Regions from separate parts of the Homo sapiens genome. Here region 1 is linked to region 2. Evidence: chromatin loops called from intact Hi-C (ENCODE). Cell type or tissue: HCT116. All regions are shown on one strand. Each heading gives the region's core, and the rest is flanking DNA. Links, peaks and the distances in the headings are about the cores only.

Region 1 (14,416 bases), core at 458-4,457, 180 kb after region 2:
TGAACGATTCCATTGTAGAAAAAAATACTAGTCATAGCTAAAATGTCACACGTCTCATTTTTTTCAAGCTTCGTGTGACACTTAAAATGTCTATAGCGCTTACTACGTGCCAGGCTCACGTGAGATTATAGGAAGCGGACTTTGGTCATGGAGAAGCTTAGTATTTCCTTCATTTCACAGATGAGAAAGATGGTATTTGTGATAGACGTTTGGTAAAACGATTGTGATCAGGATAATTAACCTAGAAAATCTTGGCAAGAACCTAGAAAATCTTGGGTAAGAACAGTCCTAGAAAACGAATAACAGAAGTTGTCACTTTGGCTTTTTAAATGTTTGAGCCCTTAAATAATAGTAAGTACATGTTCTTAATAAAGGGAAGAAGATTTTGTTCTCCCCAAGTTCTTGGCGGTTTGGCTGTTTAGAGCTTCCTGAGTCAAAGTGGAGAGAGGAGGAAGAGGCTTTTTACAAAGCAGCCTGCTTTCTTTAAATGTTTAAGAACCCTTTTTACTTTGTACTTTAATCAGCCCAAATTGTTTTACTGCTCCAGTGTGGCTTTTAAAATCATGGCCAAAGTTAAACTTTGAAGGACAAAATATTCCCTTGTGTAGATGATTTAGTGCCATCCATTTTGTGGACATGTAACATTCATTGAACAACTATTGGTAGTACACTGCCACATTGTAACTGTTGTAGATAAAGCAAGTTAAGCAAGAACTGAAAAATATGTTGATTTAACTAAGGTCCCGTGATAACCTTCGTTGGAACATTTTTCAGTGACCACTCAAGTGGTTAGGTTATTTACCAGGATGTTTAAAAAAGCCTGAAATAGTAGGTGTTCCTTGAATCACCTAAAATCAACAGCCTAGCAAAGAGAGTATCATGGACGGAGTCCGGTCGGTGGGGACATGGGGCCAGCCCCAGAGACCCCAGGGAAGGATAATCGGTCATCTAGAAGAATAAAGCGTGACATGTTTTACTCAAATGACGTGATTAAGTGCATAGCCTCTGGAATAACAAGATTTGAATTCAAACAGCATTTAATAGCTGTGTGAGCTGTTTCCTCATCTGTAAAATGGAGACAATAATGGTACATAGCTCATGGAAGTTGTGAAGAATAAATAAGTTAATATGTTATATGTAGTACGTAAACTGTTATCTTTAACACTTTAAAGACAGGATCCCTCTATAGCCCAGGCTGGAGTGCAGTGGCAGGATCATGGCTCACTGCAGCCTTGACCTCCTGGGCTCTATTAAGATGTGAATAAACTAAAAGTAGGTTAAAAGATGAACAGATGGAATTAAACAAATCTGTTTATAAAGCATAATAAACATAGGGACATAAAAACGATTAAGAGAATGAAAGGCTTAAATGTCCAAAGAGAGCATTAGTATTGATGCTAAAGACAAGGATAACAAGATAAGGATATGAGGGAGAAAAAAATCCTGGAAAAATAGCTTTCCAAAACTAATGCAAGAAGAAATGGAGAACCCAAAACAGTCCTAGAACACCTAAATAACTTGAATCAGTCAATCATCTAGGCCCAGATGATTTCACTGGAGTGTTCTGTATAATTCAAGGGAGAAAATATCCAACTTTTTTCACGCATTCTTCTGGGAAACAACATACTTCCCTCGGTTTTCTCATCCCAAAGTCTGAAATATTTTTTTCTCCTACACGATATTTACCTTTCATATTTAGATCTGCAATCCATCTGGAATTGATTTTGTGTGTGGTGTGAGGGAATACACTTTAAACAAACTTGGCTCATCAGTCCAAGCTTTAATGCTTGGAATCTTTTCTGAATGTACACCTTTTTACTAAACACTGCTTCCCTCTTGTAGACCATTTAAGATATTTTATCTTAAGTGAACAAATTATGTAATACTGAGAAATTTAACAAAGAAAAATCTTTTATGATATAGCTTGGGTTAAACAATACTGTTGGAGAAAAGCAGCAGTCCAGGTATATCCAGATGAATAAAGGACAATTAAGGGAGAGGCGGTTTCTTAGGGGTAACCTGCAGTTTTCTCTGATTTTTCAGATTTTACGGATGTTGAATAAAAATCAGTGACCATTTAAAAAATGGTTTAGTTGTTGGATCAAAGTGCTGTAACAAACAAAAGCTTTTTATAAGACATGGCAGCTTTAGGGAGGGTGAGAGTAGTAAGAAGGAAATCTGTTAGAAAATAGAAAATTTTGCTGAGAAAAGAATGATTTTTCAGGACTGGAAATCCTATTACTGTGCTTTACTCAGATTTTATAAACTAAAACATAATTTTTAGTAAAGGATTGGGGCAGTTGTAAAGATAGTCATACCTCAGCTTAACTTTCCCCAAACTCATGACTTATTTGACTACATCATTATGCAGCATTATTGCAATATCAATAATTTACATTGAAGGAATTTACAACCCGTTGCCAAAAAACCTTTTAGTGTAATGTTTCAGAGTAGAAATGCTTCCTGCTAAAGAATAAAGCTTCTCGTTACATTCCTCCCAGCAGTTTCAAAAAGGTTTCATGGCTGGGCTTGGTGGCTCATGTCTAATCCCAGCACTCTGAGAGACCAAGGAGTTTGAGAGCCCAGTCTGGGCAACATAGTGAAATCCTGACTCTACAAAAAAAATTGAAAAATTATCTGTGCGTGCTGGTCCATCCTGGTGCGTGTCTGCATCCCAGCCACTCGGGAAGCTGAGGTGGGAGGATTTTTTTGAGCCATTGGGGGATCGAGGCTGCAGCGAAATGAGATTGCACCAGTGCGCTCCATCTGGTGGCAGAGTGAAACCCTCTCAACAACAACGAAAATATTTCAACTGTTGTTTACAAACCATGTATCTTTAAGAAGCACATGTTGAAAGTAGCAGAAAACTGAGAGGAGTATCCCGATTTGGGGTAAAAATTTGAGATAGAGAAACAATAATGTGATGATAATAGGTTCATATCTTTGAACAAAAGGGAGGAGGCTTATTTCTCAGGTTATCTGAATTCACTGCCGCAGGAAGGCACCCTCAGAATCTAACTTCTGGTCAGTCTAGCTTTACTCAAGAATGATCTGGTTTTAGGATGCCTTTTACCTAAAGACTGCTTACTACCTGGGGTAGAGGCACCCTGATGAATGTACTGTAATGAGAGCCTCTAAAACAGACCTAAAAATATGAGGTAAGAGCAGAATTGAGAAGCTGCAGTGACTTTGGATAAATTACCTGAACTCTGAAACCAGCTGGTTTTACATTAGGAAGTAATGAGTAATCTAATGACCTGGAAGCTTTTCAAATAAAAATTTGCAGGCATCATCCTCAGAAAGTGTCTGACCTAACTGGGTATGGGAATAGCATCTATGTATTGAGTTTTCAGGTGATTAGAGCATAACCCTGCACTAATGGGATCCTTCTGTATTTAAGTTCTTGGTCTTTTTTTTTTTTGGACAGTCTCAGTCACCCAGGTTCGAGTGCAGTGGTGCCATCTCAGCTCACTGCAACCTCCGCCTCCCAGGTTCAAATGATTCTCCTGCCTCAGCCTCCCTAATAGTGGGTACTACAGGTATGCACCACGATGCCTGGCTAATTTTTGTATTTTTAGTAAAAGACAGGGTTTCGCCATGTTGGCTAGGCTGGTCTTGAACTCCTGACTTCAAGTGATTGAGCCATCGCCCCTGGTCCCTTTGTCCATTTTTTAATCACTTTTTGTTGAGTTGTGTGTAGGTGTGTCTTTTGCTTTGGATATTGACCCCTTATGAGGTGACTTGCAAGTATTTTATTCTGTAGGTTGTCTTTTCACTCGTTTCTTTTGATGTATAGAAATGTTTACATTTTAGGTTTTCAAGTTCCATTTGTCTGTTTTTGATTTTATTGTATGTCATATCCAAGAAATCATTGCCAAATGTAATGCCCTGAAGCATTTACCCTATGTATTCTTCTAGGAGTTTTATTCGCTGTTAATGTTTAGGTTGTTGATCCATTTTGAGTTAATTTTTGTTTATGATGTAAGGTAAAAGTCCAACTTAATTTTGTTTGCATGTGGACATCCATTTTTTCCCAGCACTATTTGTGGAAGCGATGTTTTTCCCTGTTATGTAGGCTTGGGACTCTTGTTCAAGATAGTTGAGCTCAGTCATTTACTTCTTTTTTTGAGACACGCTTGTCTTGCTCTGTCTCCCAGGCTGAAGTGCAGTGGTGTGATTTTTGGTGCACTGTAGCCTCCGCCTCCTGGGTTCAAGTGATTCTCCTGCCTCAGCCTCACGAGTAGCTGGGACTACAAGCCTGCGCCACCACACCTGGCTAATTTTGGTATTTTTACTAGAGGCGGGTTTCGCTATGTTGGTCAGGCTGGTCTTGAACTCCTGACCTCAAGTGATCCGCCTGCCTCGGGCTCCCAAAATGCATTTAATCAGGCGACATAGAGAAGTCTTGTTATAATATAATTATCTTGTCCCTGTAGACATTTCTAAATTCTATTTTTATTAGACCTCAGCCTCTAAGAAAATGTTTTAAATATAAAATGTGGCATGCCACTAAAGTGTTGTTTTTCAGACATACAATTTGTGTGCTGTTATTAATATAGAACATCTATTTTTCTTTGGGATCATTTATCATGATCTCTGATTATATTTAATATTTTAGTATCTAGTCTTTAAGTGAAATTAGGGTATCTCAACCTCAGCATTCTTGACATTTTGATTCAGATAATTCACTGTTGTCAATGACTATCCTGTTAATTATACCGTGTGTAGCAGTGTCCCTGGCCTCTATCCACTGCATGCTGGCAACACCACCACCACCCCAGTTGTGATAAAAAATGTCTCCAAATGTTGCCACATGTCTTCTGGGTGGCAAAATTACTACAAGTTGAGAACCACTGAGTTAGATCAGAGAGGTGGCATTTAAGATGAGAAAAAGGAATTCAAATCAGGAAATACTCAATCTACATATTTCTTTGTGTTTTATAACCACCTAAGAATTGTGTGCTTCGGGCCAGGCATGGTGGTGCATGCCTGTAATCCCAAATCCCAGCACTTTGGGAGGCCGAGGCGGGTGGATTGCTTGAGGTCAGGAGTTCGAGACCAGCCTGGCCAGCATGGTGAAACACCTTCTCTACTAAAAATACAAAAAAAAAATTAGCCTGACATGGTGGCAGATGCCTGTAATCAGTCCCAACTACTCGGGAGGCTGGGGCAGGAGACTTGCTTGAACCTGGGAGGCGGAGTTTGCAGTGAGCTGATAGCATACCACTGCACTCCAGCCTAGGTGACAGAACAAGACTGCATCTCAAAAAAAAAAAAAATTGTGTGCTTGAATAGCTTTATAATAATTTCTAATGACTAGATCAGTATTACGTGAGCTGTAATGTGAACAAATCCCAAAATCATCTTGCTATCTTGCTTCTCTTGATTCTGCTTTATATCCATCAATTTGATTTATTGACTCTTTAAATAGCAAGGATTGCCAAATAGATCAGTTTTATAAATAGTTTATAATAGACTAGTGCTTCAAAGTCTCAGTTTGTAGTGTACTTGGGAGTGAAGCAGAGACAAGACCACTATCACTACTGAGCCTGATAAAACATTCTAGCTTAATACTATCTTTTCTATTTTTGACACACAGTCTCACTCTGTCGCCCAGGCTGGTGTGCAGTGGCACGATCTTGGCTCACTGCAACCTAATTTTAAAAATGGCTCTGTCGACTGTATAAAGCACTTTGTCTTTTCCATCATTAATTTGATCAGAAAGCAGACCACTGAAAACCTTTCCTCCAAAACAAGAGTCAGCAAACTTTCTGTAAAGGACTAGGGAGTAAATTTTAAATTTTGCAAGGCAGACAGTCTGTTGCAATTACTCAGCTCTGCCCTTATAGGGAGAAAATAACCATAGTCAATGTATAAATGAATGGGTGTGGCTAGGTTCCAGTAGAGCTTTATTTACAAAAGCAGGCCATTTTTTCCCACAGAAATGTGATAGAAATAATTTGTGCTGAAATTTTCAGCTGTTGCAGAGTTTTTCACCTCTTTTATGTACATGTATAGCATTGTATTGACTACTTTTTTCTTTCGTCTATTTTGCCCTCTGATTTATTTTTCTTGAGCTTAGTAGCTCTGGTAAATGCCTTTATCATCACTAGGTTGATAGACAGTTTAACTGTTTGTCCTAGGTTGCTTAAAGTAATTGCTTTCTTTTGATACTATGATTGAAAAATTCTGATTACCGGAGCATTACTATTAGTTGAGGAAAGGTTTGAATGGAGAATTTTATTAACTGATGATGAGTGAGTATAAGAGCATTTTGAAGCCAATGGGTTGGCACGTGCCTATAATCCTAGCACTTTGGGAAGCTGAGATGGGAGGATCTCATTAGCCCAGGAGTTTGAGACCAACCTGGGCAACATAGGGAGACCTCATCTCTACAAAACAATTAAAAATATATTAGTAAGGTGTAGTGATACATGCCCTGTGGTCCCAGCTACTTGGGAGGCTGAGGTGGGAGGATCTCTTTGAGCATGGGAGGCCAAGGCTGCAGTGAGCTGTGATTGTGCCATTGTTCTCCAGCCTGGGTGACAGTGAGACTGGCTCAGAAAACAAAAGGTTATTTCTCTGCCATTACAGAAGAAGCATGCTACACTGTCTTCTCTTATTAAAATGCAATTAATAAACCCTGGACAGAATGCATTGTTGAGCAGCTATCCAAGGACTCTGAGAAGTAAATTTTAGCAGGTGAAATGGAGAAGAAAGCCAGAACTTTAAATTCCACTGAACCAGCAGTGAATTTCCTGTTTTTTTTCCCCTGTGGTATCTCCTCGCTGATTTCTCCTGGGCTTGCCAGAAACCCAGAACTGAAAAGTAGGGGCAGGCAAAAATAGTTCCAAGAAAGGCTCTCTAGTTCTCCTCTGCAAAGAAAGAATGAGAGGCCCCTTTGAATCAGAGTGGAAGAAATCTCTTTTTTGCTTTTGTTTTGTTCTATTCTGCCCCAATCCTCTTGTAGGCCTTTAGCAGCTGTGGCAGTTAGGCAGATGTCTAAAACAACGAGAGAAGGGAATCATTTTTTGTTTGTTGTTTGTTTTTGAGACAGAGTCTTGCTCTGTAGCCAGGGCTGGAGTGCAGTGACACGATCTCGGCTCACTGCAAGCTCCGCCTTCCGGGTTCATGCCATTCTCCCGCCGCAGCCACCCAAGTAGCTGGGACTACAGGTGCCCGCCACCATGCCCAGCTAATTTTTTTTTTTTTTATTTTTAGTAGAGACGGGGTTTCACCTTGTTAGCCAGGATGGTCTTGATCTCCTGACCTTGTGATCCTCCTGCCTCCCAGAGTGCTGGGATTACAGGCGTGAGCCACTGCGCCCGGCCAAAGCCCTATTTTTATAGGTAGTGGATGAAGAAGAGTCCTTCCCCTATCCCCTATGTGAGTCAGGCATTGTCAGAGAGATTATGGAAGGTTGAAGAAAGTAAACCTATAAAGTTTTATATGAACACTCCTTAGCCATTTTGCATGGATCTGACCCTAAACAGCACATCAGAGGCTTTGAAAACTAGAATACACAATAGACTGCCTCTCCAGGGCCAGCCTGGCCATTGGGTGGCAAATAAGTGGGGCAGATGCAAATAACATAGCAAAGGAGTTCATAACAAACCTGACACTGGAACCATAACACAACCTAGAAACATTGAGTAAAAACTTGAAGCCTAAACCAAACCAGATTGTCTGCTGAAAGTTTTTAAAAATCAAGACCTAGAATGATGTAACATGTCAAAATATCCAGGATGCCATCCTAAATTAGTCAACATACTCAAAACCAGGAAAATCTTAACATCTCAAAGGAAAAGACAGCAGACACCAACCTCAAGGTGACATGGACCAAGACTTTAAAGTATCTGTGCTACAAGTTGTAAGGGTGAATACTTTGTTTTAAGAGAGGGTCTTGCTCTGTTACCCTGGCTGGAGTGTAGCGGTGTGATCATGGTTCACTGCACCCTCCATCTCCTGGGCTCAAGCAAACTTCCCACATCAGCCTACCGAGTAGCTGGGACTACAGACCTGCACCACCACTCCCAGCTGCCTTTTTTCTTTTTAAGAGACTGGCTATTGCTATGTTGCCCAGGCTGGTCTTGAACTTCTGGTCTCGTGATCCTTCCTTCTTGGCCTCTGAACCACAGTGCCTGGCCACAACAGCCTTTAAAAAAAGAGAAAACAAAAATAAGAAAGGAAAAGACTGTTACACTGTTTAGTTCAGCCATGGAACGTGTTTAAAAGTCTTAATAGAAATGGTGAATATAACTGAGAAAGGGAGGGTGGGATTTGTTAGTGCGTCCAGTGGGTAAAAAGGAGTATGTGCAAGAATAAGTTATAGTGGGAAGTCAGTAGGTGATGACTTAAGCAGGTAGCATTATTGATGGACCTGAATTAGATAAGCTCTTTAAAAATCTGAAATTGTAATGTTTCTAATACTTAAATCATAGTGGATATTTTTATTTACCTTCATATTCAGGAATGGGAGTCTTAATAGTAGATAATTTTTGCAAGGATTTTGTAAATTTATCTTAGTCAAGTGAAGCAGGATTTCATTCCCACGAGTAGTTTGTTTATTTTTTTGAGATGGAGATTCACTTTTGTCGCCCAGGCTGGAATGCAGTGGTGCGATCTCGGCTCACTGCAATCTCCATCTCCCGCATTCAGTCTCCTGCCTCAGCCTCCAGAGTAGCTGGGATTATAGACGCCCACCACTACGCCCAGCTAATTTTTTGTGTTTTTAGTAGAGATGGGGTTTCACCATGTTGGCCAGGCTGGTCTCAAACTCCTGACCTCAGGTGATCCATGCGCCTCGGCTGCCCAAAGTGGTGGGATTACAGGCATGAGCCATTGTGCCTGGCCAAGTTTTTGTTGTTTTTGTTTTGTTTGTTTGTTTTTGAGACGGAGTCTCCCTCTGTTGCCCAGGCTGGTATGCAGTGGCAAGATCTCAGCTCACTGCAACCTCCACCTTCAGGGTTCAAGTGATTCTTCTGTCTCAGCCTCCCGAGTAGCTGGGATTACAGGCGTGTGCCACCACACAAGCCAGGGGTAATTTCAAGGGTTGTCACAGTATATATCCCACATATGTATTCTTTCCATATATGAACAAATTGTTAGCACCCTTTTTAAAGAACCTTAAAACTTTTTAGTAGCTCTTTTAAAAAAGTTGCTTAGTCATGTTATAGTCTAATACAGGAACTCAGCTCTGTAATCATTAGCAAGCCTTTCACATTAAAGATTTTTGGATGGGTATTGGTACGCAGATGGGTCAGTAACAGTTTCTTGTAGCAAAATGGTGAGACAGGCACAAAATTCTACCAGGCATGTTTGGTGTTGTGTTTGCTTTTTAATACAAACGAATAAAAACATTTTGCTGTTGGATTTCGCTCAAAAGGTCTTATCTGGTTAACAAAAGATTTGCCGGCTGGGCACGGTGGCTCATGCCTGTAATCCCAGCACTTTGGGAGGCCGAGGCAGGCGGATCACCTGAGGTCAGTAGTATGAGACCAGCCTGGCCAACATGGTGAAACCCTGTCGCCACTAAAAATACAAAAATTAGCCAGGTGTGGTGGCACGTGCCTGTAATCCCAGCTGCTTGGGAGGTGGAGGTTGCAGTGAGCAGAGATCATGCCACTGGACTCCAGCCTGGGTGACAGAGCAAGACTCAGTCTCAAAAAAAAAAAAAAAAAGATTTGCCATTTTTATGAGTGTAGAGCAATGGCCTGTCAGATATCATAAGGCTTAAAAATTTTTCTTCTTTTTTTAAAGACCAGGGTATTACTCTATCGCCCAGCCTGGTCTCAAACTCCTGAGCTTAAGCCATCCCAATCCCAAAGTGCTAGGATTACAGGCGATTCTCCTGCCTCAGCCTCAGCCTCCTGAGTAGCTGAGATTATAAGCACCTGCCACCACGCCCGGCTAATTTTTGTATTTTTAGTAGAAACAGGGTTTCACCATGTTGGTCAGGCTGGTCTCAAACTCCTGACCTCAAGTGATCCACCGCCTTGGCCTCCCAAAGTGCTGGGATTACAGGCGTGAACCACCACGCCTGGCCTAAAAAATATTTCTGGCAAACAGCTGGGCATGGTGGCACATGCCTGTGGTTCTAGCTACCTGAGAGACTAAGGCAAGAGAATTGCTTGAGCCTGGGAGGTCAAGGCCGAAGTGAGCTGTGATTGCACCACTGCACTTCAACCTGGGCGACAGAGTGAGACCCTGTCTCAAAAAATAATATCTGTCATGTTAAGCTGTTCCATGGAATTACATTGTCTTTTTATAATGGGCACACTAATGAAAGAATGAACACTTTCCTAATTCTATTCTCAGGCAAATTAAGACTAGTTTCTTCATGTCCATATGACCTTCATTGCTATGGTTGCTTGTACTGCACATTTCCTGTTAAACGGGCTTTCTCATTGCATTTGGAGAGCTGCGTAGTATTCCCAAAATCTTCTAGGTATGCTTGTAATTGGCAGTCATTCCAGTTTTTTGTGAGTGCTATAAGAGTAACATCACTCACTGTGTCCCGACAGACAGGCTTTTAAATTTCTATGCCAATTAGATTGGTAAAATTATGCTCTTCTTTTTTTTTAAGTGTTTCTTAAGGTTAAAAATCTGCACATTTTATAGACAAAGTATCCCATTGAATTTCTGTAATCATTGATTAGTTAATGGTTTACCTTGGTTTATGGACCTTTGAACATTTTTTTGCCTATTTTTCTTTAAGTAATTTGTAAATACATAGTATAATGACCAATTTTTGTTTCATATATAGCATAATATACCTATCATTTATCTGGGTGTGTCAATATAGATTATTTTGAAAGAAACTAAAAGTTGGTGTACAATATTAATTAAAAATGTGGTCTTCATGAGAAAAAGTGTGAGCTTTGTAATTTTTATGAGTAGGTGGGTACTATTGTGGATTAATCGTAACTTTTTTGTTAAATGATAGATCTGAGTGGGACATACTTTTGAAGGATGTGCAATGTTCAATCATAAGTGTGACAAAAACTGACAAGCAGGAAGCTTATGTACTCAGGTAAGTCCTGTAAAACAAGTGTTAGGTAGCTAATTTCAGTCCTAATCATAATGTGAAACAGTTAAGTTCCTCTCAGTTGTAGTTCTGGGGGTTTTTTTGTTTTGTTTTGTTTTTTTGAGACGGAGTTTCAGTCACCCAGGCTGGAGTGCAATGGCGCCATGTCAGCTCACTGCAACCTCCGCCTCCTTGGTTCAAGCAATTCTCCGGCCTAAGCCTCCTGAGGAGCTGGGATTACAGGCACCTTCCATCATGCCCGGCTAATTTTTGTATTTTTAGTAGAGACGGGGTTTCACCATGTTGGCCAGGCTGGTCTTGAACTCCTGACCTCAGGTGATCCATCCACCTCGGCCTCCCAAAGTGCTGGGATTATACACGTGAGCCACCGCGCCCAGCCTTTTTTTTACATTATTCTTAAAAATATGGTATAAAAGGAAACATTTAGTGTAACGTGGATGTTTCTAGGACATAGGTTTTGAAGCCTCACCGGACAGTTCAAGGTGTTTGCCGTCTTTTCCTCCCAATTGGTAAAGAAGGACCTCTTAATTAGAAGTTCAGGCAAAGGGAAAGTTAGCTTCTCTATACAAATACAGTTGTCTAATTGGTATATAAAAGCTCATCACCTTTTTTGTAGTTGCAGAGTTAATTTATTCCATAAATACTTTTAATGCTTATAGTATATATTGTGATGGGCCTTGCTGGGGGATACTGGACTAAACAGCCCCTCCCCCCCTTTTTTTTTCTGAGGCGGAGTCTCAGTCTGTCCAGGCTGGAGTGCATTGGCGCAATCTCCTCTCACTGCAACCTCTGCCGCCCAGGTTCAAGCGATTTTCTTGCCTCAGCCTCCCAAGTAGCTGGTATTACAGGCGCCTGCCACTGTGCCCGGCTAATTTTTGTATTTTTAGTAGAGACGGGGTTTCATCATCTTGGCCAGGCTGGTCTTGAACTCCTGACGTGGTGATCCACCTCGGCCGCCTAAAGTGCTGGGATTACAGGTGTGAGCCACTGTGCCTGGCCTCTCTCTTTTTTTTTTTTAAACTAAGTTTATATTATGAATATACGAATGTTTATCAAAATGCTTACCATGTGCCAAGCCCTGGGGATGTTTTGTATACTAGAAAAGGAAAAGAATAATGTGTTACTTGCTTCCTTGAGATCCTAATATTTAAAAGTACTAGCCAAAATTGTAAATGATAATTAAATTGGTTGATTGCACCCTCAGTAGTACATTAGTATTGTTATAATATTGTGACTTTTTTCAACTGCAGTGAGAGTAGCATGTTTGTCTCCAAGAGACGTTTCATTTTGAAGACATGTGGTACCACCCTCTTGCTGAAAGCACTGGTTCCCCTGTTGAAGCTTGCTAGGGATTACAGTGGGTTTGACTCAATTCAAGTAAGTAAGCAAACATTTAAATATTTTTCAGGCATAAATGTTAGCGTTCTTATCCTGTAATATGCGAAGTAAATAAATTTATATACTTACTGCCTTTGTTACAATGCATGCAAACACGTGGTAAGGTGTTCATACCTTAGGAAGAGATCTGATTCTCAAGAACAGCAGAAAATAGGAAGCAGAGAATGAGTTAGGATGAAATTCAAATGGGAGAAAGAAATGAAGAAGCCAGACACTTCCAGTAGTTAATTTCTTAACATGGCTACTTATAATAATAGAGAAATGGTAAGAAAAGAAGGAAAAGCAAGAAAAATGTCGTTACTGAAATTGTCCAGTCTTTATAATGAAGAGTTAGGATGAAGAGCAACAGTCAGTATTGAGTTAAATTCTTATACTTTTCAAGAACTAAGGTGTTTTTACCTAGGGTATAATTTTCTGATTAGCAGTTGTTACATTTTATTTATTTTTTATTTTTTTGAGATGGAGTTTCGCTCTTGTTTCCCAGGCTGGAATGCAATAGCACGATCTCAGCTCACTGCAATCTGCACCTCCCAGGTTCAAGTGATTCTCCTGCCTCAGCCTCCCAAGTAGCTGGGATCACAGGTGCCCACCACCATGCCTGGCTAATTTTTTTTGTATTTTTAGTAGAGACGGTGTTTCACCATGTTGGCCAGGCTGGTCTCTTAACTCCTGACCTCAGGTGTTCCACCCACCTCAGTCTCCTAAAGTGCTGGGATTGCAGGCGTGAGCCACTGCACCCGGCCTGAATTTTAATCTTTAACTTCATAAGGAAAGGATGGATTGTCATTAGTACTCAATACAGTTTTTGTTGTTATGAATTGATCCTTGTAAGAAATCTAAAGCAATGTGTGCTTAACCGATGCTTAAAACTAATATGTTATTCCCCCCAAATTTTTGCTTATATGACTATTAATAAGCTCAGTTTAGAAACTACTGTTCTAGAAAGGAATATACTTGGTGTTAATAGTTGTTATGACCCATCATCACTAGACTGGGCTTTTTAAAAAAAAGAGAGAGAGAGAGAGATGGGGCCTCAGTATGTTGCCCAGGCTGGACTCCTGGGCCAAGTGATCCTCCTGCCTCCTAATAGCGAGACTACAGGCATATGCTACCATGCCAAGCTAAAATATTTGAGTTTTGATTTTGCCGAGTTTTTGATATGTGGACAATAGTTGATTAGCTTCGAAAAGTGATAGAATTCTACATCTAAAGTCATCTTTTTTTTTCTTTCTTTTCTTTTTTAATAAAGAGCTTCTTTTATTCTCGTAAGAATTTCATGAAGCCTTCTCACCAAGGGTACCCACACCGGAATTTCCAGGAAGAAATAGAGTTTCTTAATGCAATTTTCCCAAGTAAGTTTAAATAAAATATAAACCTGTTGTCTTCTTAAAGATAGAAAGTGCAACCTCAGAGATCTTTCTATATGAGAGCATACTTATGCATATATAGCATTCTACACACACTAATACTTGCTTTTCTTGTGGGTTTTTTGGTTTGTTTTAGACAGGGGTCTCATTCTGTCACCCATGCTGGTGCAGTGGTGTGATCACAGCTCACTGCAGCCTCAACATCCCAGGCTTAAGTGATCCTCCCACCTTAGCCTCCCAAGTAGCTGGGGCTACAGATGTTTGCCACCCCACCTGGCTAATTTTTTTTTAATTTTTAGTAAAGACAAGGTTTTGCCATATTGCCCAGGCCGGTCTTGAACGCCTGGGCTCAAGGGATCCACCTGCCTTGGCCTCCCAAAGTGCTAGGATTACAAGTGTGAGTTACTGCACCTGGTCCATATTTACTTTGACTTAGATGTTTTGGGAGTACAGTAGTGATCTTTATATAGCTTGTAATTCAAAATATGCAGAATTTATAAAGAACATTAAAATATCAGATAAAATATTTTTAGTTAAGATTAATAGCTTATTGCAAATTATGTATACACATGTAAAAATAATTGTGTATCATAAATCAGTGCTG
Region 2 (16,545 bases), core at 6,382-10,381:
GATCACCTGAGGTCAAGAGTTTGAGACCAGCCTGGCCAACATGGCAAAACCCTGTCTCTACTAAAAATACAAACATTAGCCAGACATGTTGGTGGGCACCTGTAATCCCAGCTACTTGGGAGGCTGAGGCAGGAGAATCACTTGAACCCGGGAGAAGGACGTTGCAATGAGCCAGGATCACGCCACTGTACTCCAGCCTGGGCAACAAAGCAAGACTCCATCTCAAAAAATAATAATAATAATAAACCCAAGGTAAAGGGGTGAAAAAAGATATTCCACACAAATGTAAAGCAAAAGTGAGCAAAAGCGTTAAAATCTGACGGATAGGAGACAGGACTAATGTGGAACTCCCACTTGGACAGACAGAACAGCGTGTGGAGACTCACACCGTGAACTTTTGCTCCAAGAACCACTCACTGCAGGAGCGTACCAGGAAAACTGAAAGAATTCACAGACCCTTTGAAAGAAGCAGCTGGCCACTGCAGTTCCAAAAGTGTGAGAGAGGGAAAAGTCTGCCTCCAAACACATATCCTCACTGGGGAACCTGAAAATCCAGATCATGGGAGAAGGATTTAGCTTTACCTAGAGCCGAACTGGATTTAGTGAGCTAAGCAAAATATAAAAGTAGAAGAAGCAGTGGAAAGAGCCCTGCAGGCACTCCCGGTCTCCGGCAGGTGGGAAGGGGCAAGGCTGGAAAGCCCTGCTTGCTTTCTCAGTGGAGTTATGCCCTGGGGTGAGAGTGCAGCCCTATAGGCTGGCTGCCTGGATATAAACTTGGTGCTGTTAGTGGGGCACAACAGGAATGAGGTTGGCCTTGCTGGCTGTGTGGGAGCTAGGTGAAGCCTGTCATTGCTGGCTTTCCCCTACTTCCCTGGTGACCTGAATGACACAACAGAGGCAGCCATAATTCCCCTTGGAACATAATCCCATTGGCTTAAGAACCACCCCATCCCCCATACTGGCCACAGCAAGTCCTGCCCTGAGCTCAGACCCACCTAACCCTGCCCCTACCTGATGGTTTTTCTCTACCTGCCCAAGTAGCTGAAGACAAAAGACATAAATGCTTGGGAGCTCAATGGCCCCACCCATAGCCTGAGAAACCTGAATATTTATCCATAAATGAAGGGGAGATAAAGTATTTTTCAAACAAGCAATTGCTGAGTGAATTCGCCACTACCAAGCAAGCACTACAATAAATGCTAATAGGAGTTCTAAATCTTGAAACAAAAACCTCAAAATACACCAAAATAGAACCTCCTCATAGCATAAATCTCACAGGGCCTACAAAACAATAACACAATGAAAAAAAAAAAAAAAACAAGGTGTTCAGGCAACAACTAGCATGATGAATGGAACAGTAACTCACATCTCCATACTAATGTTGAATGTAAATGGCTGAAATGCTCCACTTGAAAGATACAGGATGACAGAATGCATAAAAACCCACCAACCAAGTATCTGCTGTCTTCAAGAGACTCACCTAACACATAAGGCCTCACATAAGCTTAAAGTAAAGCAGTAGAAAAAGATATGCAAAAGGAAACTATGTTTCCATGCAAAAGGAAACTAGAAGCCAGCAGGAATAGCTATTCTTATATCAGACAACACAGACTTTAAAGCAACAACAGTTTAAAAAGACAAAGACGGACATTATATAATGATAAAAGGATCGGTCCAACAGAAAAGTATCACAATCCTAAAGATATATGCACCTAACACTGGAGCTCCCAAATTTATAAAATTACTACTAGACCTAAGAAATGAGATAGATGGCAACACAGTAATAGTGGGGGACCTCAATACTCCACTGACAGCACTAGACAAGACAGAAAGTCAACAAAGAAACAAGGGACTTTAACTATACCCTAGAACAAATGGACTTAACAGATATTTACAGAACATTCTACCCAACAACTGCGGAGAATACGTTCTTTTCATTAGCACATGGAACATTCTCCAAGACAGACCATATGATAGGCCCCAAAAAAGTGTCAGTAAATTTAAGGAAATCGAAATTATATCAAGCACTCTCTCAGAACATGGTAAAATAAAATTGGAAATTGGCTGGGCATGGTGGCTTATGGCTGTAATCCCAGCACTTTGGGAGGCCAAGGCAGGCAGATCACCTGAGGTGAAGAGTTCGAGACTAGCCTGGCCAACATGGCAAAACCCCATCTCTACTAAAAATAGAAAAATTAGCCAAGCATGGTGGCAGGTGCCTGTAATCTTAGCTACTCAGGAGGCTGAGGCAGAAGAATCACTTTAACCCAGGACACAGAGGTTGCAGTGAACTGAGATGGCGCCACTGCACTCCAGTCTGAGCCAGAGAGTAGGACAAGGAAAGGAGAAAGGGTAAAGGGGAAAGGGGAAAGGGGAAAGGAAAGAAGAAAGGAAAGGAGAAAGGAAATTGGAAATTAATTCCAAAAGGAAGCCTCAAAACTATACAAATACATGGAAATTAAATAATCTGCTCCTGAATGACCTTTGGGTCAACAATGAAATCAAGATGAAAATTTAAAAATTCTTTCAACTGAACGATAATAGTGACACAACCTAGCAAAACCTCTGGGATACAGAAAAAGCACTGCTAAAAGGGACATTCATAGCATTAAATGCCTAAAAATGTCTGAAAAAATCACAAACTGACAACCTAAAGTCACACCTCAAGGAGCTAGAGAAACAAGGACAAACTAAACCCAAAGTTAGCAGAAGAAAACAAATAAAGATTAGAACAGAACTAAATAAAATTGAAACAAAAAAATTTACAATAGATCAATGAAACAACTGGTTCTTTGAAAAGATAAACAAAATTGATAGACCATTAGCAAGATTAACCAAGAAAAGAAGAGAGAAGATCGAAATAAGCTCAATTAGAAATGAAACTGGAGATATTACAACCGATACCACAGAAATACAAAAGATTATTCAAGGCTACTATGAACACCTTTATGCGCACAAAGTAGAAAACCTAGAGGATATGGGTAAATTCCTGAAAATATACAACCCTCCTAGATTAACTTGGGAAGAAATAGAAACTCTGAACAGACCAATAACAAGTACTGAGATTAAAATAGTAATTAAAAAAAAAACTACCAACAAAAAAAGTCCAGGACCAGATGGATTCACAGCTGAATTCTATCAGACATTCAAAGAAGAATTGGTACCAATCTTACTGAAACTATTACAAAAGATAGACAAAGAGGAAATCGTCCCTAAATCATTCTATGAAGCCAATATCACTCTAATATCAAAACCAAGAAAGGATATATTGAAAAAAGAAAACCACTGACCAATATTCCTGATGAACACAAATGCAAACATCCTCAACAAAATACTAGCTAACCAAATCTAACAGCATATCGAAAAGATAATACACCATGATCAAGTGGGTTCATAACAGTGATACAGGGATGGTTTAACATATGCAAGCCAATAAATGTGATACATCACATAATCATAGTTAAAAACAAAAATGATATGATCATGTCAATAGATGCAGAAAAAGCATTTGAAAAAATCCAGTATCCCTTTAGGATTAAAACCACCAACAAAATCAGCATAGAAGGAACATAGCTTAAGGTAATAAAAGGCATCTATGACAAACCCACAGGCAACATGATACTGAATGAGGAAAAGTTGAAAGCATTTCCACTGAAAACTGGAACAAGACAAGGATACCCACTTTCCCCACTTCTATTCAACACAGTATTGGAAGTCCTAGCCAGAGCAATCAGACAAGAGAAAGAAAGAAAGGGCATCCACATTGGTAAAAAGGAGGTCAAAGTGTCGCTGCTTGCTGATATGATTGTATACCTAGAAAACCCTAAAGATGCATCCAAAAAGCTCCCAGATCTGATAAATTCACTAGGCCGGGTGTGGTGGCTCACGTCTGTAATCCCAGCACTTTGGGAAGCTGAGGCAGGCGGATCACCTGAGGCCAGGATTTCGAGACCAGCCTGGCCAACATGGCAAAACCTCGCCTCTACTAAAGATACAAAAAATTGTCAGGCGCAGTGGCTCATGCCTGTAATCCCAGCACTTTGGGAGGCTGAGGGTGGGGCGGATCACTTGAGGCCGGGAGTTTGAGACCAGCCTGGGCAACATGGCAAAACCCCGTCTCTTCTAAAAATACAAAAATTAGCCAGGTGTGGTGGTGAGCACCTGTAATCCCAGCTACTCGAGAGGCTGAGGCAGGAGAATTGCTTGAATCCAGGAGGTGGAGGTTGCAGTGAACTGAGATCACGCCATTGCACTTCAGCCTGGGTGACAGAGCGAAACTCCATCTCAAAAAAAAAAAAAAAATACAAACAATAAGCTGGGCATGGTGGTGGGTGCCCATAATCCCAGCTACTCAGGAGGCTGAGGCAGAATTGCTTGAACCCGGGAGGCGGAGGTTACAGTGAGCTGAGATTGAGCCATTGCACTCCAGCCCGGGCAACAAGAGCGAAACTCTGTCTCAAAATAAATAAATTAAATAAATATAAATAAAAATAAAAAAATAAATTCAATAAAGTTTCAAATTACAAGATCAATGTACACAAATTAGTAGCACTGCTATGCACCAACAGTGACCAAGCTGAGAATGAAAGCAAGAACTCAACCCCTTTTATAACAGCTGCAAAAAAATAAAATAAAAATACTTAGGAATATAGCTAACCAAGGGAGAAATATACCTAACCAAGGAGGTGAAAGCTCTCCACAAGGAAAACTACAAAACACTGCTGAAAGAAGTCATAGATGACATGAACAAATGGAAACACATCCCCTGCTTATGGGTGGGTAGAATCAATATTGTGTAGATGACCATATTGCCAAAAGCGATCCATAAATTCAATGCAATTCCCATGAAAATACCGTCATCATTCTTCACAGAACTAAAAAAAAAAAGCAATCCTAAAATTAATATGGAATGAAAAAAGAGCCCACATAGCCAAAGCAAGACTAGGCAAAAAGAACAAAGCTGGAGGCATCACATTACCCAATTTCAAACTATACTACAAGGCTATAGTTACCAGAACAGCATGGTACTGGCATAAAAATAGGCACACAGACCAACAGAACAGAATAGAGAACCCAGAAATAAAGCCAAATACTTACAGTCAACTGATCTTCGACAAAGCAAACAAAAATATAAAGTGGGGAAAGGACACCCTATTCAACAAAAAGTGCTGGGATAATTCACAAGCCACAGGTAGAAGATGAAACTGGATCCTCATCTCTTACCTTATACAGAAATCAACTGAAGATGGATCAAAGACTTAACTCTAAGGCATGAAACCATAAAAATTATAGAAGATAACCTTAAAAAAACCCTTCTGGACATTGGAATAGGCAAAGAATTCATGACTAAAAGCCCAAAAGCAAATGTAAAAAAAGCAAAAATAAACAAATGGGACCTGATTAAACTAACAAGTACCTGCACAGCAAAAGAAATAATCACGAGTAAACAACCCACAGAATGGGAGAAAATATTTGCAAACTATGCATCCAACAAAGGACTAATATCCAGAATCTACAAGGAACTCAAACAAATCAGCAAGAAAAAAAAAACAAATAATTCCATCAAAAAGTGGGCAAATGACAGACATTTCTCAAAAGAAGATATACAAATGGTCAATAAATATATGAAAAAAATGCTCAACATCACTAATCATCAGGGAAATGAAAATGAAGACCACAATGAGATACCACCTTACTTCTGCAAGAATGGCCATTAAGAAAGCCAAAAAACAATAGATGTTGTTGTGGATATGGTGAAAAGGGAATACTTAACACTGCTGGTTGGAATGTAAATGAGTACAACCTCTATGGAAAACAGTATGGAAAATTCTTAAAGAACTAAGCATAGATCCACCATTCAATCCAGCAATCCCACTACCAGGTGTCTACCCAAAGAAAAAGAAGTCATTATATCAAAGGCAGCTGCATACATATGTTTATCACAGCACAATCCACAACTGCAAAGATATGGAACCAACCTAAGTGCTCATTAACCAATGAGTGGATAAAGAAAATGTGGTAGATAGCCAGGTGCAGTGGCTCACACCTGAAATCCCCGCACTTTGGGAAGCCAAGGTGGGCAGATTTCCGGAGCTCAGGACTGACCTGGGCAAGATGATAAAACCCCATCTCTACAAAAAATTAGCCAGGCATAGTGGCACATACCTGTATGTTAGGGGGTTGAGGTGGGAGGATTGCTTGGGCCCAGGAGGTCGAGGCTGCAGTGAGCCATGTTCATGCCACTGCACTCCAGCCTGGGTGACAAAGTGAGACCCTGTCTCAAAAAAAAAAAAAAAAAGTGGTATATATACACCATGAAATACTACTCAGTCATAAAAAAGAATGAAATAATGTCTTTTCAGAAACTTGGGGCTGGGCACAGTGGCTCACACCTGTAATCCCAGCACTCTGGGAGGCCAAGGCAGGTGGATCACCTGAGGTCAGGAGTTCAAGACCAGCCTCGACAACATGGTGAAACCCTGTCTCTACTAAAAATACAAAAATTAGCTGGTTGTGGTGGTGCATGTCTGTAATCCTAGCTACATGGGAGGCCGAGGCAGGAGAACTGCTTGAACACAGGAGGCGGAGGTTGCAGTGAGCCAAGATCATGCCACTTCATTCCAGCTCGGGCAAGAGAGTAAGACTTCGTCTCAAAAAAAAAAAAAAAAAGCATGGATGAAGCTGGAGGCCATTATTTTAAGTGAAATAACTCAGGAATGGCAAACCAAATACCATATGGTGGGAGCTAAGCTATGGATACACAAAAGTATTCAAAGTGTTATAATGGATATTGGAGATTCAGAAGAAGGGAGGGTGGGAGGAGATAAAGAACTATATATTGGTTATAATGTACACTACTCGGGTATGAGGTGCACTAAAAATCTCAAAATTCACCACTATATAATTCATCCATGTAACCAAAAACTACTTGTACCCCACAAGCTATTCAAATTTTTAAAATATTAAAAATATAATACACAAGAAAAGGGTCAATAAATTTGACTACAGAACTATCTTGTACAGAAAATACATCCTGAACAAAGTCAAAAAGCTAACAAAATGTTTGGAAATCATCAAGTCATAAGAAAGTAGACGGCTAATTTGCTGACTTACAGCAGGGGTCCCTAACCCCTGGGCCATGGACCCATACTGGCTCATGGCCTGTTAGGAACAAGCCACACAGCAGGAGGTGGGCAGCAGGTAAGTAAGCGAAGCTTCATCTGTATTTACAGCTGCTCCCCACTGCTCACATTACCACCTGAGCTCTATCTCCTGTCAGATAAGCAGCAGCATTAGATTCTCATAGGACCACGAACCCCATTATGAACTGCATGTGCAAGGGATGTGGGCTGTGCACTCTTTATGAGAATCTAATGCTTGATGATCTGTCACTGTCTCCCAGTACCCCCAGATAGAATCATCTTGTTGCAGGAAAACAAGTTCAGAGTTCCCACTGATTACACACTATGGTGAGATGTATAATTATTTCATTATATGTTACAATGTAGTAATAATAGAAATAAAGTGCATAATAAATGTAATGTGTTTGAATCATCCAGAAAGCATCCCCCGAACCCCGGTATGTGAAAAAATTGTCTCCACAAAACCAGTCCCTGGTGCCAAAAAGGTTGGGGACTGCTAGCTTATAGAGCTTATAAAATTCAGCTTTTTTTTTTGAGAAAGATGTGGTCACAGGTGCTGGAGAGCTCTGGTCTGCCACTCCCGCTCATGACTCAATGCTGTTCACTCTCACTGAGGAACAGGTCAGTAAGGAAGCTGTGCCACATCCATGGCCTTTAAAGATACCAGAAAAACAGCTGTGGAGCCAGGGGTGGTGGTTCATGGAATTAGAATAAAACCCCTGGAGAAGGTGTGTGCTGACTTGATCACAGGCAAAAAGTTTAAAAATCTCAAGTAAAAGGACCAGTCTGTATGCCTACCAAGACTCTGAAAATCACTACAAGAAAAACTCCTTGTGGTGAAAGTTCTAAGGCACTGGGATGGTTTCCAGATGAGAATCCAAAAGTGACTCACTGACTTGCACAGTCCTTCCAAGATTGTCAAGCAGATTATTTCCATCAGTGTTGCGCCAGGAATCGATTCTGAAGTCACCAATGCAGATGTTTAAGTCAACTATTTTAATAAATTAATTGGCCGGGCGCGGTGGCTCATGCCTGTAATCCCAGCACTTTGGGAGGCCAAGGCGGATGGATCACAAGGTCAGGAGTTCGAGACCAGCCTGGCCAAGATGGTGAAACCCCGTCTCTACTAAAAATAAAAACTTAGCCAGGCGTGGTGGCAGGCGCCTGTAGTCCCAGCTACTCGGGAGGCTGAGGCAGGAGAATTCCTAGAACCTGAGAGGCGGAGGTTGCAGTGAGCCGAGATCGTGCCACTGCACTCTAGCCTGGGTGACAGAGCGAGACTCCATCTCAAAAAAAATTAATTAATTAATTACCAGTTGTTAAAGAAAAAAGAAAAAGAAAAATGGAGCCGGGCGTGGTGGCTCAAGCCTGTAATCCCAGCACTTTGGGAGGCCAAAGTGGGCAGATCACGAGGTCAGGAGATTGAGACCATCCTGGCTAACACAGTGAAACCCCATCTCTACTAAAAATACAAAAAAAAAAAAAAAATTAGCCGAGCATGGTGGCGGGCGCCAGTAGTTATAGCTACTTGGGAAACTGAGGCAGGAGAATGGCGTGAACCCGGGAAGCAGAGGCTGCAGTGAGCCGAGATTGCACCACTGCACTCCAGCCTGGGCAACAGAGCAAGACTCTGTCTCAAAAAAAAAAAAAGAAAAATAGAAAACCCTTCAGAGTCCAATGCGCAGAGAATACGAACAGACATTTCACAAAAATAAATATAAATTAAAATAGTCAAAAATTATCTAACAATATGACTATCTCAACTGAAGAATGCAAATTGAAGCAATGGAGACATATTTTTCACTGATCAGATTGGGAAAAATTTTAAAGCTTAAGAGCATCCAGACAGCATCAATAAGGAACTGGTTGAAGAAATTAAAGTCCATCCCTACAGTGGAATATTATATAGCCATTAAAAAAGAATGCAATAAGAGGCCAGGTGGATGGGCCAGGCACGGTGGCTCACGCCTGTAATCCCAGCACTTTGGGAGGCCGGGGCAGGTGGATCACAAGGTCAGGAGTTCGAGACCAGCTTGGCTAACACAGTGAAACCTCATCTCTACTAAAAATACAAAAAGTAGCCAGGCATGGTGGCACACACCTGTAGTCCCAGCTACTCGGGAGGCTGAGGCAGAAGAATCACTTGAACCCGGCAGGTGGAGGTTGCAGTGAGCCGAGATTGTTCTACTATACTCCAGCCTGGGTGACTGAGCAAGATTCTGTCTCAAAAAAATAAAAATAAAAATAAATAAGAGGCCAGGTGGCTCATGCCTGTAATTCCAGCACTTTGGGAGGCAAAGGTAGGAGGATTGCTTGAGCCCAGGATTTTGAGACCAGACTGGACAACATAGTGAGACCTCATCTCTACAAAATATAAAAAATTAATTAGCTGGGCATGGTTGCTCATACCTGTAGTCTTAGCTACTCAGGAGGCTGAGGCTGGACAACTGCTTGAGCCTGGGTGGTTGAGGCTACAGAGTTGTGACTGTGCCACTGCACTGCAGCCCGGGCAACATAGTAAAACCCCAGCTCTACCAAAAAAAAAAATTAAAATTAAAAATATTAGCCAAGTGTGTTGGCATGTACCTGTAGTCCTAGTTAACTTGAGAGGCTAAAATGGGAAGATTGCTTGGGCCCAGGAGTTTGAGGCTGCAGTGAGCCATGATCGCATCACTGCACTTTAGCCTGGGAGACAGAGAAAGACTCTGACCAAAAATAAAAATAAATTTAAAAAATGACCTTTGACTTGGGGGTTAAAAAAATAAGATCTGTATTGTCGATATGGAAAGATCACTAAGACATAATATTAAGTGATAAAGATGGAAAAGAATATATATATCTATCTCTTTGGTATTTTTAAAAGATACATATGTAATGGTACATGCACAAAAAACGTCATTATAAGAAGCCATTTTTACTAGCTACTTTTGTGCAGAATGACCAGGTGTTAAAGAAGACAAAGGTTTAACATTTTTCATTTTGTATCTTTCTGTATTAATATAACAAATAGCAATTGTGATATTGTTTGAATTCTTATTATGCATATATTTCTATTTCTGAAATGTCAACAGGAGTTAACTGGTGAATCAAATTTGGTTTGCTACTTTATGTTGCTCTGTATTTTTCAAATTATTTTTTGTAAAAGTCTACTCTAAGGTATTGTTTTTCAAACTGCATCTTATGACCCATTAGTGAATCATGAAATCCATCTATTCAGTTGAAACCAGCATTTCCCCCACCCTACCCCCGGCAAGTGAAATAACCTGAACTGGACTAAAATAGAAAATAATTGAAAACACCAGTGCACATCATAGATTATGAGCAAGAAAGAGCCAGACCAAGAATAGGCAAGCTGACTCAAAGTTTGAAAACCACTGCTCTAAGATATTATGTTAGCAGTACTTTGAATAGGGTGCTTAGGGAAATATATTAATTATGTTATAATTAATATTTCAAAACCAAGAATGATTTTATGTTAAATGGAGTTTTTATATGTCAATTCTTAGTATGACCAATTTCAAAAAATACTATTAATTGAAATGATAATGGAGAAAATACATAATTTCTGAAAATTCAGAGGCAAAACTCTAAAAGGACAGCTATACAACATACACTGATTTGAATGAAACTGAAAAAATGAACCTGCCAGGCACAGTGGTTCACACATCTAGTCCCAGCACTTTACCAGGCCAAATAAGGAGGACTACTTGAGCCCAGGCATTAAAAACCAGCCTTGACAACACAGGGAGACCTTGTCTCTACAAAAAAATTTTAAATTAGCCAGGTATGGTGGCATGCACCTGTAGTCCCAGCAACTCGGGAGGCTGAAGTGGGAGGATTGCTTGAACCCAGAAGTTCAAGGCTGCAGTGAGCTATGATCACACCACTGCACTCTAGCCTCATTGACAGAGCAAGACCCTGTTTCTAAAAAATAAAAATTAAAAATGAACCTATATACATATATTTAGAATAGTCCCACATTATAAATTATACACATTCATGTCTTTGGAATAGATAAGCTTGAAATTAAAGTTAGAGTGTTTACCTATGAAGAGGTCACCAAAATAATAAATTTTTAAAATGCTAGGCTATCTGAAAATTCCAGAATATTGACAGAAGACCACATAGTTCAAATATACATACAACAATAATCAGGGCATGCATTTTAAGTTGTTGTTTTTGGTGTCAAAGGATGTGTTTGTTCTGATTACAACACAATCTATTGCCCAATCTCCTGTTTGGTCAAGACAGATAACTCCAAAATGACTAGCCAGGATTGGGAACATAGTTCAGTCAATAATTAAGTAAAATTAAAGGACTAGTGGAGTATGAAATCAAAAGACTTTATTTTCATTAACACAGCAACCAAACCATGTACTGTGTATTTTGCAGTCAGAGCAGCCTTGGGAAGCCCTATCTTTTTTTAATTTCATGAACCCCAATGTCATGTATCTTTACTACTTACCTTACATTATCTTTTTCTCCCTTTTATCCAACTCTCCACCCCTCCTCCCCACCAACCCTTGTCTGCTTTTTACTTCCTTTGTTCCTTTCCATTCATTAAATCCATTACTCTTAATGATCTCTCACTCTTCCAAATCCCTATGGGGATTATCTATACCACTCATTTGGAAGTCAGCAAATGATCTCTTGTATTATTTATCTTTTTTATACATAACCTATTTTTACATACACTTATATTAACTATTTGGTAAAGTGTAAAGTCATTCCATGTTATGAATGCAGTCAATATCAACAAATCTTTTTAGTTATCTTTTTAAGTTCTCATATAACCCAGAAGTCAAAAGTTGTTCAGGGCATGTGTTCTACAACTATATAGATTCAGGTAATCTACACGTGCCCCAGGACTGTGGGATCATAGGCCAAGGCTAATTCTGGAAGCAATGAGAGGGAGATGGAGGGAGGGAGAATAGGACCTGGCATGGGCAATGGCAATAAAAATAGAAAGGAGGGGTTAGATAAAAAGAGGGCAAGAAAGAGTGAATAGGATTTAGTAATTGATAGGCTGAGGGAAAATGACCCAGGATGGTACAAGCAACCAAAAAGATGGTGGTACAATTTAGAGATAAGGAAAAGCATTACAGGTTTAAGGTGTGAAGAAATGTAGTTTTTTTTTTTTTTTTGGAGATGGAGTTTCACTCTTGTCACCCAGGCTGGAGCAATGGCACAATCTCAGCTCACCGCAGCCTCTGCCTACCAGGTTCAAGCAATTCTCCTGCCTCAGCCTCCCGAATACCTGGGATTACAGGCATGCGCCACCACGCCCGGCTAATTTTGTATTTTTAGTAGAGACGGGGTTTCTCCATGTTGGTCAGGCTGGTCTCAAACTCCCAACCTCAGGTGATCCACCTGCCTCGGCCTCCGTAAGTGCTGGGATTACAGGCGTGAGCCACTGCGCCTGGCCAGAAATGTAGATTTTAGTATCAGATGTGATGAGCTCAAGATGTTCATGGGGCATACAGTTAGTGATCCTGGTTATCTGGATCTGAAGCTCAGGAGAGAGTGCTCAACTGCAGGTAAAGAACTTGGGAGTCATAAACATAGAGAAGAGATTGCCCAGAAGCATTGTAAGGGAGCAAATGGGAAGGGCATTCAGGAGAGAGCTCTTTTGGAAAATAAAAACATTATAAGCGTCTGAAAAAGAGCTATTTAAGGCACAGGATTACACAGACTCCGAAGGTACGTTCACAGAAGCGAAGCATCCTTCTCTCAGGAGAGGATATTGTTATGAAAACCAAGAAAGATTACCTTCCTCCCAGAAGCGGAAACAGATAACAATTTCAGTATTAAGAGAAATATCTCAGCAAATTAACACAGGAACAGAAACCAAATGCCACATGTTCCCACTCATAAGTGAGAGTTGAACAATGAGAACATATAGCCACAGGGAGGGGAACATCACACACTGGGGCTTGTCAGGGGTAGGGAGCAGGGATAGCATTAGGAGAAATACCAGATGTAGATGATGGGTTGATGGGTGCAGCAAACCACCATGGCACATGTATACCTATGTAATAAACCTGCACGTTCTACACATGTATCCCAGAACTTAAAGTATAATAAAAAATAAAAATAATAATAATAAAAAAAATCTGGACCTTAACCTGTTTTGTTTTCTTGTTTGTTTGTTTGTTTTTGAGACGGAGTCTTGCTGTCGCCCAGGCTGGAGTGCAATGGCGTGATCTCTGCTTACTGCAGCCTCTGCCTCCTGGGTTGATGTGATTCTTCTGTGTCAGCCTCCCGAGTAGCTGGGATTACAGGCGCCCACCACCACACCCAGCTAATTTTTGTATTTTTAGGAGAGAAGGGGTTTCACCATGTTGGCCAGGCTGCTCTCAAACTCCTGACCTCAGGTGATCCACCTGCCTCAGCCTCTCAAAGTGCTAGGATTACAGAAGTGAGCCACCGTGCATGCCCAGCCAACCTGTTGTTTACAACAATGTCAACAGCATGCTGGGTAACACTGTTGTTTTTTTTTTGTTTGTTTTTTTTTTTTTGAGACAGAGTCTGGCTCTGTCGCCCATGCTGGAGTGCAGTGGCGTGATCTCAGCTCACTGCAAGCTCCGCCTCCCAGGTTCATGCCATTCTCCTGCCTCAGCCTCCTAAGTAGCTGGGATTACAGGCGCCTGCCACCACGCCCAGCTGATTTTTCTATTTTTAGTGGAGACAGGGTTTCACCATGTTAGCCAGGATGGTCTTGATCTCCTGACCTTGTGATCCACCTGCCTCGGCCTCCCAAAGTGCTGGGATTACAAGCGTGAGCCACCGCGCCTGGCCCACTGGGTAACACTGTTGATAGACTCTTCCAGTTTTGCCAGAGTAACATTGTGGGACACTCCTGTTTGAAATTTTTGAATAGTACCCATACCCTTGATGTCTACAATATCACCTTTCTTGTAGATTCACATGTATGTGGCCAAAGGAATAACTCCACGTTTTCTAAAAGGCTATATTTTTAAAGAAAATATAGCAGTGCTACTCCTCTTTCCCTTTGTCAATTTGGCAAAGTGGAAGATGGCAGTTCTGGCCAGAAGACATTATTTTTACATCTCTCTTTTACAGTTAAAAAAAAAAAAAAAAAAACTGAGAAGGCAGCCGGGCACGGTGGCTCACACCTGTAATCCTAGCACTTTGGGAGGCTGAGGCAGGCCGATCACCTGAGGTCAGGAGTTTGAGACCAGCCTGGCCAAACAATGACAATCTTTTAGTAGAGACGATGGTGAAACCCCATCTCTACTAAAAATACAAAAATTAGCCAGGCGTAGTCACACATGCCTGTAATCTCAGCTACCTGGGAGGTTGAGGCAAGAGAACCACTGGAACCCGGAAGGCAGAGGCTACAGTGAGCCAAGATCTTACCACTGCACTCCAGCCTGAGTGACAGAGGGAGCCTCTGTCTCAAAAACAAACAAAACAAAACAAAAAAACTGAGAAGGCTGAAAGGCTAAGTACACAGCCAATAAATGGCAGAACAGGCATTAAAACACATCTTTGGATACCTGGATACCTGTATCCAAAGATGTGTTTTACCAGGATACAGATCATATCATCTATCTGTATATGCACACAAACATACAATATTTTCACTAAAAAATGGGAACACACTAACCACATAGTTTTGTAACCAGCCCTTTTTCACTTAGCATATTGTAAACAACTTTTCTGTCAACAAATACCTATCTACAACAGCAGTTTTAACAGCTGCATAGTACTCCACTGCCAGGGTATGAAATTGCTTTAAATAGTATATTTCAGCCAGGCGCAGCAGCTCATGCCTGTAATCCCAACACTTTGGGAAGCTGAGGCAGGTGAAATCACCTGAGGTCAGGAGTTTGAGAGCAGCTTGGCCAACATGGTGAAACCCCATGTCTACTAAAAATACAAAAATTAGCTGGACATGGTGGCAGGCACCTGTAGTCCCAGCTACTTGGGAGGCTGAGGCAGGTGAATCTCTTGAACCCGGGAGGCAGAGGCTGCAGTGAGACGAGATCATGCCACTGCACTCCAGCCTGGGCGACACGGTGAGACTATGACTCAAAAATAAATAAATAGTATGTTTATGTTACTCTAATATTATAGTATGTTTTTTAATATTATAAACAATGCTATAATGAATAGTGTGTACATCTGCATGATTAACTCCTTAAGATAAAAATACCCAAAAGAGGAAAGCGCTCTTTTCAGGCTTTTGGTACTGATTCAGTTTCTAGCTACATTTCAAGTGTTCAAAAGCCCTTGTGACTAGTGACTACCACACTGGACAGTACAGATACTTTCCCTCATTGCCAAGGGTTCTATTCAACGGTGCTGGTCCACACTGTTCCAGACCATGCAGATCACTGTTGAATCTTGGGGCATGGCCTCCCACTTCAGCCTGATATTGGAGCCCCTCTCTATCCTACTCCTGAAGGCCACCCTCCACAGTGATTTCTGCTAACCCTGCAGCTGCAGCACATAGGATGTGCACTGGAGAGCTGGTTCCCTCCCCCTATAGCTCCACCTAGGCTAGGAGAATAGAGATTTTACCTACAGAGATTTTACCTGCAGACATCATTGTTCCTACTCTTGTTTCCAGCCCCAGCTCCCAGCCTGCATATGTTACTAGGTTTGTATGGAAGGGCAGGCTCTCCGACCAACCTCTAAGCAAGTTTCCCTCAAGTGTGCTGGCTAACAATGGGCAGGCTGATGTGTAACTTCCCTCTACTCTTACTTTACTGTTTTCTACCAAAGCTCTTCAACATGACACTGTGAGTGAAAACTTTTTTTAATTTTGCAAGGGTGATGTAAATTCTTCTGCATTCTATCATTTGGGTGTTTCAGCAAAAAACTGGTAAGAGGGTGAAAGATGACTCACCACCTTGGACTAAGAAGTAAAAGCTTTTAAAGCTTATAGGCATTTCAAATGGTTTTAAGTAACAACTTGATATCTCAACTGGCTCTCTTTACTTTTCCATTTGAAATCTGCTTAAGAAATAAGCACCTAGAAAAGGTTTGCCTAACCGAATCCAGCAGCACATCAAAAAGCTTATCCAAAGCTTATCTACCATGATCAAGTCGGCTTCATCCTTGGGATGCAAGGCTGGTTCAACATACGCAAATCAATAAATGTAATCTATCACATAAACAGAACCAATGACAAAAACCACATTATTATCTCAATAGATGCAGAAAAGGCCTTCATACTAAAAACCTCAATAAACTAGGTATTGATGGAACCTCAAAATAATAGGTATTGATGGTATCTCAAAATAATAAGAGCTATTTATAAAAACCCACAGCCAGTATCATACTGAAAACTGGAAGCATTCCCTTTGAAAACCGGCACAAGGCAAGGATGCCCTCTCTCATCACTCCTGTTCAACAGAGTGTGATATACAGATGA

What was found. Peaks named below come from ENCODE experiments on the same cell type or tissue, not always from the same donor. Only the 100,000 strongest peaks of a DNase experiment are listed, where the experiment ranks them.
Region 1: a loop joins it to region 2, with 3 times the contacts of the local background. A loop is called at or near these places in 6 of 110 quality-filtered maps.

The regions. Positions count from the first base shown.
Region 1 is chr6:110,876,560-110,890,975 of GRCh38, forward strand. It overlaps AMD1 (adenosylmethionine decarboxylase 1), which reads left to right. Exons shown (of 9, transcript NM_001634.6): 2 at 10,946-11,032; 3 at 12,298-12,424; 4 at 13,695-13,797. Among named protein-coding and RNA genes, the nearest start is that of AMD1, 9.0 kb to the left of the region's middle. RefSeq lists an enhancer at 1-78. In HCT116, for the core only: a CTCF peak has its summit at 2,790 (motif pointing left); no DNase peak of the experiment used is centred there; H3K4me3 peaks cover 206 bases.
Region 2 is chr6:110,692,773-110,709,317 of GRCh38, forward strand. All of the region lies in intron 2 of CDK19 (cyclin dependent kinase 19), which reads right to left. It also overlaps the pseudogene RPS20P18. Among named protein-coding and RNA genes, the nearest start is that of CDK19, 110 kb to the right of the region's middle. In HCT116, for the core only: no CTCF peak of the experiment used is centred there; DNase peaks (open chromatin) are centred at 8,019 and 8,395; H3K4me3 peaks cover 801 bases; H3K27ac peaks cover 1,750 bases.